Linked DNA regions of Mus musculus: region 1 is linked to region 2. A link is a loop called in an ENCODE intact Hi-C map of the cell type or tissue named here. Cell type or tissue: heart. All regions are shown on one strand.

Region 1 (5,000 bases), 880 kb after region 2:
CAACGGAACCCATCCTGTCCATCCCTCTACCTCAGAGCATGCAGGCTTGCCTTCAAACACTCCTGCTCCGGCACTAAACCTTTAGCCTTGAAGGGCCTTTATCAAGTGTGATGGGTCCTGATTCAAAAACCTCCTACTGGCAAGCCTTCCTCTCTCAAGGCACCTCACACACATGACAGAAATCGCAGCAGCAGCATGTCTGCTCAGGCTAGACAGCCTATTAACTCCTCCAGGAAAACCTCTGGCCTTCTGTGTGGTTAGTGGTGAACCAATAAAGCCCCTTTAAAAACTTGATATCTGGGCCAGTGAGACTCAAATGGGTAGCAATGCTTGCTACCAAGTCTTACAACCTGAATCTGATGCCCAGGACACACAGTGGAAGGAGAAAGCAACTCCCGGAGGCTGTCCTCTAACCTCTCTGTGTACCACGGCACCCACACAGAGAGAGACAGACAGAGAAAGGCAGACACACACAGAGACAGGCAGACACATATACACAGAAAGACAGACACATACACACAGAGACAGACATATGCACACAAAGAGACAAACACTTGAGCAGAGACAGACAGACACATATACAGAGACAGACAGACAAAGAGAAACATGCCCACAAGAGACAAACACTCACGCAGAGACAGACAGACAGACAAAGAGACAGAGACAGACAGAGAGAAACCTGCTACCCAAAAATTCTAATCACGCTCTTCATTGGTTTTTCACAGAATCGTCTCTATGGAATTCTGGGAATTTTAAAGAATTCTGACATATACAATCTTCAGACTCACAAGAAATAAAATCATATAGAATACATTTCCTAGGGGAAAAAAGTCAACATTCTTTTACCACATTAATGGAGACCTCTCTTTTACTTAGTAAAAGCCTAAGTAAAAATGAGCCTCAGAGACTGGACCAGGAGTCCATAAAGCAGACTCTGTTTTTGCCTCTAACACTACTAGCTATGAGCCGAGATAGACCCCACCTGCCTCTAAAATGAGGAAGCTAGACCTGATAACCTCTCTAAGTGACCTTCCATCTACAAAAAGTAAGCTTATATCTCCATCCCACACATTTCTCTCAGCCCAGGGAATTCTAGGTGCTTTCCAGAAGATTCATGTTCAGCACTGAAGAACTCTCACAGAATTCTGATCTAGAATTGGTATCTTGTAATTTCAGGACCCAGAAGCCTGAGACAGGGGACTGTCTCCAAGTTGAGGCCCATCTGAGCTATATAGTGAGTTCAAGGCCAGCTGAACAACAGTGTTCACCATCTGAAAAGAAGAAAAAGAAGAAGGAGGAGGAGGAGGAGGAGGAGGAGGAGGACAAGGACGAGGAGGACGAGGAGGAGGAAGAAGAAGGAAGAAAGAAGAAAGAAAGAAGAAGAAGAAGAAAGAAAGAAGAAGAAAGAAGAAGAAGAAGAAAGGAAAGAAAAGGAAAAAATACACATAAAAAATATACAGATACAGACAGTCTAACCATTCTGCTAAAAAGAAAAACATAAATTTTAGCTGTGTTCCCTGTTCTTCAATTTTCCCAATTAAAAAAGGAAACAAAATAAAAATAATTTCAAAAAACAGATAATTAAAATCATCCATACATTCCAGAGGCTCAGACAAGATGAGTTTTGGTTTTGATTTTTGGGGGAGGAGTGGGGTATAGACATTATGAAACTATCAAACACGAAACGTCATGGTTTCACACGAGCCTCTTTTCTAAGTAGTGAATGCGCTGGGCAGTGGTGGTTCACGCCTTTAATCCCAGCACTTGGGAGGCAGAGACAGGCGGATTTCTGAGTTCGAGGCCAGCCTGGTCTACAGAGTGAGTTCCAGGACAACCAAGGCTACATACACAGAGAAACCCTGTCTCGAAAACCAAAAAAAAAAAAAAAGCAGTGAATGCTAGGTTCTTAGCTGGTTGTCAGGGTGTATGTGTGTGCGTATGTGTGCACACGTGTGCATGTGCTATCAAGGTGCACAGGTGCTTGTGGAAGACAAAAGACAACCTTAATGTCACTCCTTAGAATCCATCTGCCTTCTATTCCAAGGAATGTCTCTCCCTGGGACATGAAACTCACCAGTTAGTCTTCTGTCTGGCCAGTGAGCCACAGAGATCTTGTCTCCACCTCCTCAGGGAAGGGACTGCAAGCAGGCACCACTGCACACCACCATTCAGGTCCTCAAGCTTGCACGGCAAACACTTTACCAGCTGAGCAGCTTCCCCAGGCAGGGCTGACAATATTTTGCACCAAAATACACATGTGGCCTCACCTCAGGAACACATTACCACGCACATCTGCATAGGCACCAAGATACGCATCCTTGATGGATTATTAACTTGTGAAAGCAGAACACCTGAGAATCTTCAGGCACGCAAAAAACCGCATTCCTGCCTTTTCCTGTTTCCCTTCTTGCAGCTGACAGCTCACGCGGCTACGGCTACGTGTCCTCCAACAGCGCCCTTACTCAGTATTGAAAATGCGCACCAGGAATTGCTCCGCACGAGCAGGGTGCTTAAGGGTCACATGGTTCTCCTTTATCTGGTCCTCTGGACCAACAGCAGCAAGCATTTGTGGCACTTCCGTGTGCCAAGCCCCACTAGAGTGCTAATATGCTAAGTGCTTAATATGCAGCTGCTCCACTCTTGACAAAGATCTCTTGGATAAGTGCTATGTGGGTGTCCATTCTCCGGATGAAGAAACAAAAAGTGGGAATGGAGGAGGTGGTTGGAGCCCCCTGAGCCCAAGCCCTACCATCCAGCCACTGCCAGCCAGGACCGGAGCACTGCTCTAGAATCAGGAAACGGTGCATTACCAGCTACACACGGGTGTTGTGGAACGCAGGGAACATGCACCTGACCTTTAATCTAGTCCTGCAGCAAAGACAACGGCCACTGCATCTGTGAGCTCGTCAAGTGCTGTCCCGGGCAAGATGTTGCCTATTCTTTTTCCAAGTAAGTCGTTTCGTGCACAGACTGCCGTAACCTGTTTTTAACACGGTAAACATCCTTCGTTAGAACATTTCTAGATCCACATGACTGAACATGCATCCTCTGACAAGGCAGAATTTCTAGGGGCTGGAAAGATGGCTCAGTGGCTAAGAGTGCTTACTTGCAGAGTCCCAAGTCCAGTTCCCGGCACAGACGTAGCGATTCAAGACCTGCTGTGACCCCAGCTCCAGAAGATCAGATGTGTTCTCCTGACCTGTTCCGGCATCAGACACTCACATGGTACACTTACATATACGTGGACACTCATTCACATAAAGTAAGACAAACCTTTGTTCTAATTTTTTAAAATACAGTATGTCAAACTAAGCACAGAGTTTTAGGATACACCCCAAGAAAGTCAAATGAGATCCCAGGAAGCCCTGCCTTCACCCTGGCCTTCACTCTCAGATCAGCAATCAGTAAACTAGGAAGCAGCCTCGGCCCATATGATAGCTACGTTTCGTTTATCCCTGTCAACAAAAAAGGGAGGTCAGCCTGTACTAAGACCATTCAAATCTGATCAGATCAGACGTGCCCTTAATGTGGGATGATTCAAGCTACGAATAGGGGCAAAAAACAAAAACAAAAAGTCAGAAAAGATGAAAATAATAACTAATCAAAGCATTAAAGAGAAGCAGTTGCCATCCTGGTCTGTGAAATTCATCTTGTTCAATGAGAGTGCAACATTGCCAATGGTTAAGCGGACCTCAGCTTTCGGCAATCCTCCTGCCTCAGCGTCATCACAGCTTGGACTACAGGCATGTACCACCATGCCTGGCTTTTAACTGGTGATATTTGAGCTTTGTTCTGTTTTTAGAAAAATGAGTTCCTAAACACCTAGTTGCACAGTCACATTTGGGGGCTCTTTGTATTCAGATGTGTGGCTCCTTGAAAATCCTAGCAGGAAAGAGTTCAAATCTGACCTGCATTTCCTAAAGTAAAGCAGACACAGTGTCAGTCTTACAGTATGTATCCATCAGACACTGTGGCAACAAGAAACCAGCATGCTGGGTGAGAACTAGAGACAGAGGTCTGACACCAGGGTAAAGTACCACGAGGCCAATAGAAAGGGCACAAGGAAGGGAACATGGAGGACTCGGGGACTGAGGGGGAAAAGAGACCTGGCAGGTGTGTTCATCTTCAGTGTTTCGTTAATTCGATGAGGGACATGGTAGCTCACGCCCATAATCCCAATACTCAAGAGGCTAAGACAGGAGCATGGCCTTTGAGCTTGAGGCCAGCCTAGACTACAGTGGGTACCAGGCCAAGGCTGGGCTACAGAGCAGGATCTTGTCTCAAACAAAAACGTTTACATACACACACCACACACTATGCACAAACACACACATACATATACATATACACACATATATACACAAACACATGTACATGCAGACACACACATACATATACATCTACATACACTACAAACACACACATATAGACACACACATACACTACACACAAACACACACATACAGAGACAGAGACACACATATACATTACACACAAACATACACACAGACACACACATACACATACTCATACATACACATACACACACCACACACACTACACACAAACTTACGCACAGAGACACACACATATATACACACAGACACACACACACACACACACACACATATATATATACACACAGAGACACACATACATACACATACTCATACACACACACACACTACACACAAACACACACATACAAACACAAACAGAGACACATAGTTTGCTGTGTGTGTATGTATGTACACAGGCACTAGGGAAACACAGTGAGCCAACAGACAGTGGGACAAAGAGATTATTAAATTTATACACAAATAAGCATAAAGCCATGCTGATCAGCACAAAGGAAAAGGAGAAGACAGTTCATCTTGGTGGAGAGGACGACTGAGTTCAGGTGTGGAGGACCTGGGGCATTCCTGGAAGCTGATGCGACCACCAAGAGCCCAGTCAGTGATCAATGGGAGGGGTGCCTCCTAAGGGTACCTTAGCCGCCA
Region 2 (5,000 bases):
ATTCCGAAGCAAGGAACACCGGTCAGAAAGCGCTGTGCCATGTCTCCAAATCCCTGAGAATCAAGTCAAAAACTGGGAGCGACAGAAAACACTGTAGGTAACTGATTCATATCCCTTTAAGTCAATACCTAGTTTAAATGACCAACTATACAGTGCAACTGTGTTAGCCCCTTATTTTATTCTTTAGCAAAGCACTATCCAATAGAAGTAAAATATGTGTTTTTACATGTTATTTTTGTTTCTAACTAGCCATACTTTAATAAGAGAAACAGCTAAAAATTTTAACTATGTTATATATAACATAGTTAATTTCATTAGTAGACTTTAACCCAATATACTCTTTCTACTTGTTGTCAATATAAAATGTTAATGTCTCATTGTCTTTAAAATTCTATGCACATTTTACATTTTTAAACTAAAAGCACATCTCCTTTTGAACGCATTGAGTCATCAATAGGCACACGCCTTTCATCCTAGCGCTTGGGGAGAAGGAGGAGGAGAGGCTCTGTGATTTCAAGCCCATCCAGAGGTAGACAGTGAGACCCACAAAACAATCGAAGGAAACAGAAACTAATAAAACAACTACTACTCCCATAGAGCTCTTGGTGCACAAACTTATGCTGAGGTGTTTATTGTTTAATAATCATCCATAAATATTTGTTTGTTGTTTTAGTCAAAGCCTCATGTAGCCCAGACTGCTCTCATCTTTATGCAGCCAAGGGAGAGCTTGATCTTGAATTCCTGATCATCCTGCTTCCACATCCTGAGTGCTGTGCTTACAGGCACGAATCTTCAGGCTTCCTCTTAGCAGTGCTGTCAAGCCCAGGACCTCATGCATGCTAGGGAAACACTCTACCACTCATCTACATCCCCCAACCCTGCATATATGCAATGTATAGATTCGGCTCTCAGCAGAGTCTGGGGAAAGGCACTGGGATAAACACTTGGAGTCGAGAGCCAGCCAAGATTTTTATAACAGAATCTGATTTGTGGGAAAATCTATAGTTTTAGCTACGACTATATATATTTGCAAGCCTCTAGGTAATTTGTCTTATTTCACTGTTACCTAGTTAATTAAAAATTGGTTACCCAGGCGCAGTGGCGTATGCCTTTAATCCCAGCATTTGTGAGGCAGAGGCAGGTGGATTTCTGAGTTCAAGGCCAGCCTGGTCTACAGAGTGAGTTCCAGCACAGCCAGGGCTACACAGAGAAACCATGTCTCGAAAAGCCAAAAATAAATAAATAAATAAATTTGTTAGTATGTAATTCCCCAATTTAAGAACTCTGAATGAGTAATTCATGTCCTACCCCTCTTTCTCTCTCTCTCTCATACACACACACACACACACACACACACACACACACACATCAAAATTAAAAAAAAAAAAAATCGACTCCAAACTAATGTCGGAAATGGTCTGACCTTGAAGAAAACAAATGTGGCCAAAGAATGAATTCAAGGTAGGAAATCAGTTCTACACAATAGCTTTGCTGGCCTCCTGTAGAGAAAGAATCCCGCCAGTGTGGCAGCTAATAGTAGAGGGGGTGACTTTCTCCACAAATCAACTAAATGCCACTGTAGAAACCGGGACTGGTTCCCACAATTCCACGTGATCCCAGGGCTTCTGGCCAGATTTTGCATGACCTGACCATGGATGATGTAAGACCAACCTTTAAAATCACCCAAGAGAAAATATTTAATACTTTCAAAATGCACAATTGCCAACAAGAAATAAAAAACTTCAACATAAATCCCATGAGCTGCTGAGCTGTAGTTACAGGCCTCAGGCTGTGGAAACCTATTCCTTAGGAAGTAGTCGAGTCCTTTTGACACAAGACATACATCCCCCTTTTCACCTGCTGTCATCCTCAACTTGGGCAATGCTTTGGACACACAGTAGGCTTTTAACTGAGTCTGGGCAAACAGGAGCTGGGATAAACTTGGGAGCTGAGAGCCAGTCAAGATTTTTACAACAGAATCTGAATTGTGGAGAAAGGTCTCCCCTCTATAGGTGTAGCTGCAACCCTGATTACGTTCTGCTTTTCTGGAGGCCAGCGCATCTATTTTGTAGAACTAGTTTCCAACTGGGGATGCTCTTTCATTCTTGGGCCACATTGTTTTTTTTTTTTTTTCAGTGTAGGACCATTTCATACATTATTTTTTTCTTTTGATATGAGCATTTGAGTCTGTGGACATTAGACATGATTCTGAATAGGACATGATTCTCAAAGTGTTTCAGTTTGAGCTCTGCTCTCTCCTGTTTAGGCAGTCCCAGATAGAAAGATGGGCCAACGCTGGTGTTTAAGCACTAGAGTTTAGGAGGTGAGAGGGAGGCAGCCTCTGGTCCCCTCCATGCTGGCACGCATCAACTATCAATGGATCGACCACGTTAGGGAGTGGCTCATGACTTCTCCCATCCTTAGAGAGCAAGGAAGCTCCAAACACCAGGATGGGTGGCAGTTCCCGGGTGGGGAGCGTGCGTGATTTGATCCGGGACGGAGAGGTGCAGGGGGGAAGAGTCCGTGATGAGCAACCCCTCTTCCGGGACAGTCCCTGGACGTGAGTCACAGGACAGAGGAGGGTAGGGACCGCCTGAGTCACAGGCTGAGGGGGACGACACGACACCACAGGGCCAGACAGATGGAGGGGTCTGCAGAGGCGGGTGTGTGTATGCGTGTGTGCTCGCTGCTGGGGGGATTGGGATGGGGTTAGGGAGGGGGGTCCCGGGGCCCCAAAGCCCTAAGGCGCGGCTACGCGGCGGGCGGCAGGGAAAGGGAGTCCAGCCAGCCCGCGGCGCCGAAATCTCCCGCGCTCAGGAGCTGGCCCCTCCTCCGGGCCCGGCCTCACGCCCCTCGCGGCGGCCCAGCCGGATCGGCTCCTCCCAACCCGCGCCCCGGGAACCCCAACCTCGTCCTAACAGCGGCCCTCTGGCCGCCACACACGCCCGCCAGCCCCGCCTCCCGGCGCGCGCTGGAGTGACGACACCGCAGGGTGCGTGACCAATCGGCGTGGCCCTCGAGGGGGGGCGGCCTCGGGCACGCCCCCCGCGCCGCGAGCCAATGGGACGCCGGCGTCGGCGGCCGCGGCCGGGTGAGAGGGCGCGAGGCCCCGCCCCGTCCTCCCTCGGCCCCCTCGGCCCCGCCCTTCTCGCCCGGCCCCTCATCCCCGCGCCGCCGCTGGTGCCGGTCGCCGCGCTGGGCCCGCCCCCAACCCTCCCGCCGGCCCGCCAGCGCGCCTCACAGCTCCCTCCTTCTCTCTCTCACGCCTAGCGCAATGGCGGCGGCCGCGGCGGAGCAGCAACAGTTCTACCTGCTCCTGGGAAACCTGCTCAGCCCCGACAATGTGGTCCGGAAACAGGCGGAGGTAAGCGAATCGGCGGCCCCGGCGCGCCGATCCTTCTCCTCCGCGGCCGGCCGGCTGGCCCTGGGCGCTCGTCGGCCGGCCGGCCGAGCGGCGCGGGTCGGCCCGGCTGGCGGACAGCGGCCCCGCAGCCCACGTGCGCGCCTCCCGCCCGGCCCCGGCCCTTCCGGCCCGTGCAGCGGCGGCGGCGCCGGTTGCCTCGCCGCCGACCCGCGCACACGTGCCACCGCGCCTGACGCGCCCCGCCCGCGGGCCCTGCACCCCAGCCCTGCTCTCCCTCCCCGCGTGGCCCGCCAGCCCTCGCGGGCGGCCAGACCCCGGCAGCTCCTGACCCGTCCCGCTTCCCCCACCACCCCAGCCGCTCCCTTCCCCATCCCAGCTCAGGGAGAACGCGTGTCCTGCCTGTCGCTGCCTTACGGCGTCTTTCCCCCGAGCCCCTTTCTGGTTTCTAAAAGGAACTGCACACGCCGGTCCCTTCAAGATCGTGTGAAGTTGCCTTTGAGGGATCCCTGCTTGACCACCTCGCTCTGCTCTTCTTCCTTCGAATCTTGTTTGATCTCTAGAGATTTGGGCTTATAAACGGGATATACTGGGGGCTGTGGCTGTCTAACTGGGCCAGTGCCATCTCTTTTTCATATAACACAGATCGTTCTCAATCAGTCTTAGATCAAGGGTTCCATTTCAGATACAGTTATAAGCCCATTTGCAAGCTAGCAATAATATTATTAGCTCACTAGAAGACGGAAGATACATTGTTAGTGTTGAAGCTCAGATTTTTGTGAGGTAATTTCTAGGAAAGTTGATACGTGGAGCTCCTTACGACCCATGGGTCTGAAGTTTTTTAGGAGACTCTGAGGATGTGTGAATAGCTTTACTTACAAAGCAAAGATGTCTTTTATATATAGCTAGTGACGTTGACATGTCTTGTACTTACCGACCTAAAGTTGGGAGCTGTCTTTTAAAACAGTTGCTAATTTCGCTTTGAGTAGAATGGATAATCTGGCCACACTTAGATTTTAGTAAGTAAAGAAGTTGGAGACTTAACTTCTGTGTGAAATGGTGCTTTAAACTATGTCCTTCTTAATGGTGCTTTTAATTTTGGGGGGAGGGGAGATAGCGATGTTTGGCTCTCTAGTTTACACAGGCCCTTCAAACCTGTGGCAGTCCCCCAGCCAAGTTTCCTGAGCGCACCAGTTCCCATGCCCGCCTTATTCAAGTAATATGCAGTGTATAGGGGGAAATTCAAAGGGTACAATTCTTAATCCACTCTCCACGTTTATTTCATGAGCCTTCCTTGAAAACGTATCTTTAAAAGCATTCGTGTATACATTATGTTACCTGGGTGGATTTATAGTATACATAGTTCTGCAAATTGAATTTTCCCTCAGTTTCTTTCACATTGTCACCCAGAAGACCATACATTATATAGATAGGTGCATCTCCCTGTGAGTGAGTAATCCGATACTTTTAGTGCGGTCCAAGAGTACTGCACATAGAAATAACGTGTATACTTGTCTGGACGAAGGTAGTATATGTATGTAAAAGTATGCGTAAAAGTAAACTTGCAACAGTTTCCACTTAGGATATGATGATGCCTAAACATTTTGATACTTTGTGCAAACTCGAGGTAATTTTTTTA

What was found. Peaks named below come from ENCODE experiments on the same cell type or tissue, not always from the same donor. Only the 100,000 strongest peaks of a DNase experiment are listed, where the experiment ranks them.
Region 1: a loop joins it to region 2, with 8 times the contacts of the local background. A loop is called at or near these places in 2 of 42 quality-filtered maps.

Annotation. Positions count from the first base shown.
Region 1 is chr14:121,784,534-121,789,533 of GRCm38, forward strand. It overlaps a transcript of Dock9 not described here. Among named protein-coding and RNA genes, the nearest start is that of Dock9, 89 kb to the left of the region's middle. In heart, no CTCF peak of the experiment used is centred here; no DNase peak of the experiment used is centred here.
Region 2 is chr14:120,907,980-120,912,979 of GRCm38, forward strand. Ipo5 (importin 5) reads left to right here and starts at 3,215. Exons shown (of 26, transcript NM_023579.4): 1 at 3,215-3,364. The coding sequence starts at 3,275. In heart, no CTCF peak of the experiment used is centred here; DNase peaks (open chromatin) are centred at 3,002 and 3,672; H3K4me3 peaks cover 2,855 bases; H3K27ac peaks cover 2,110 bases.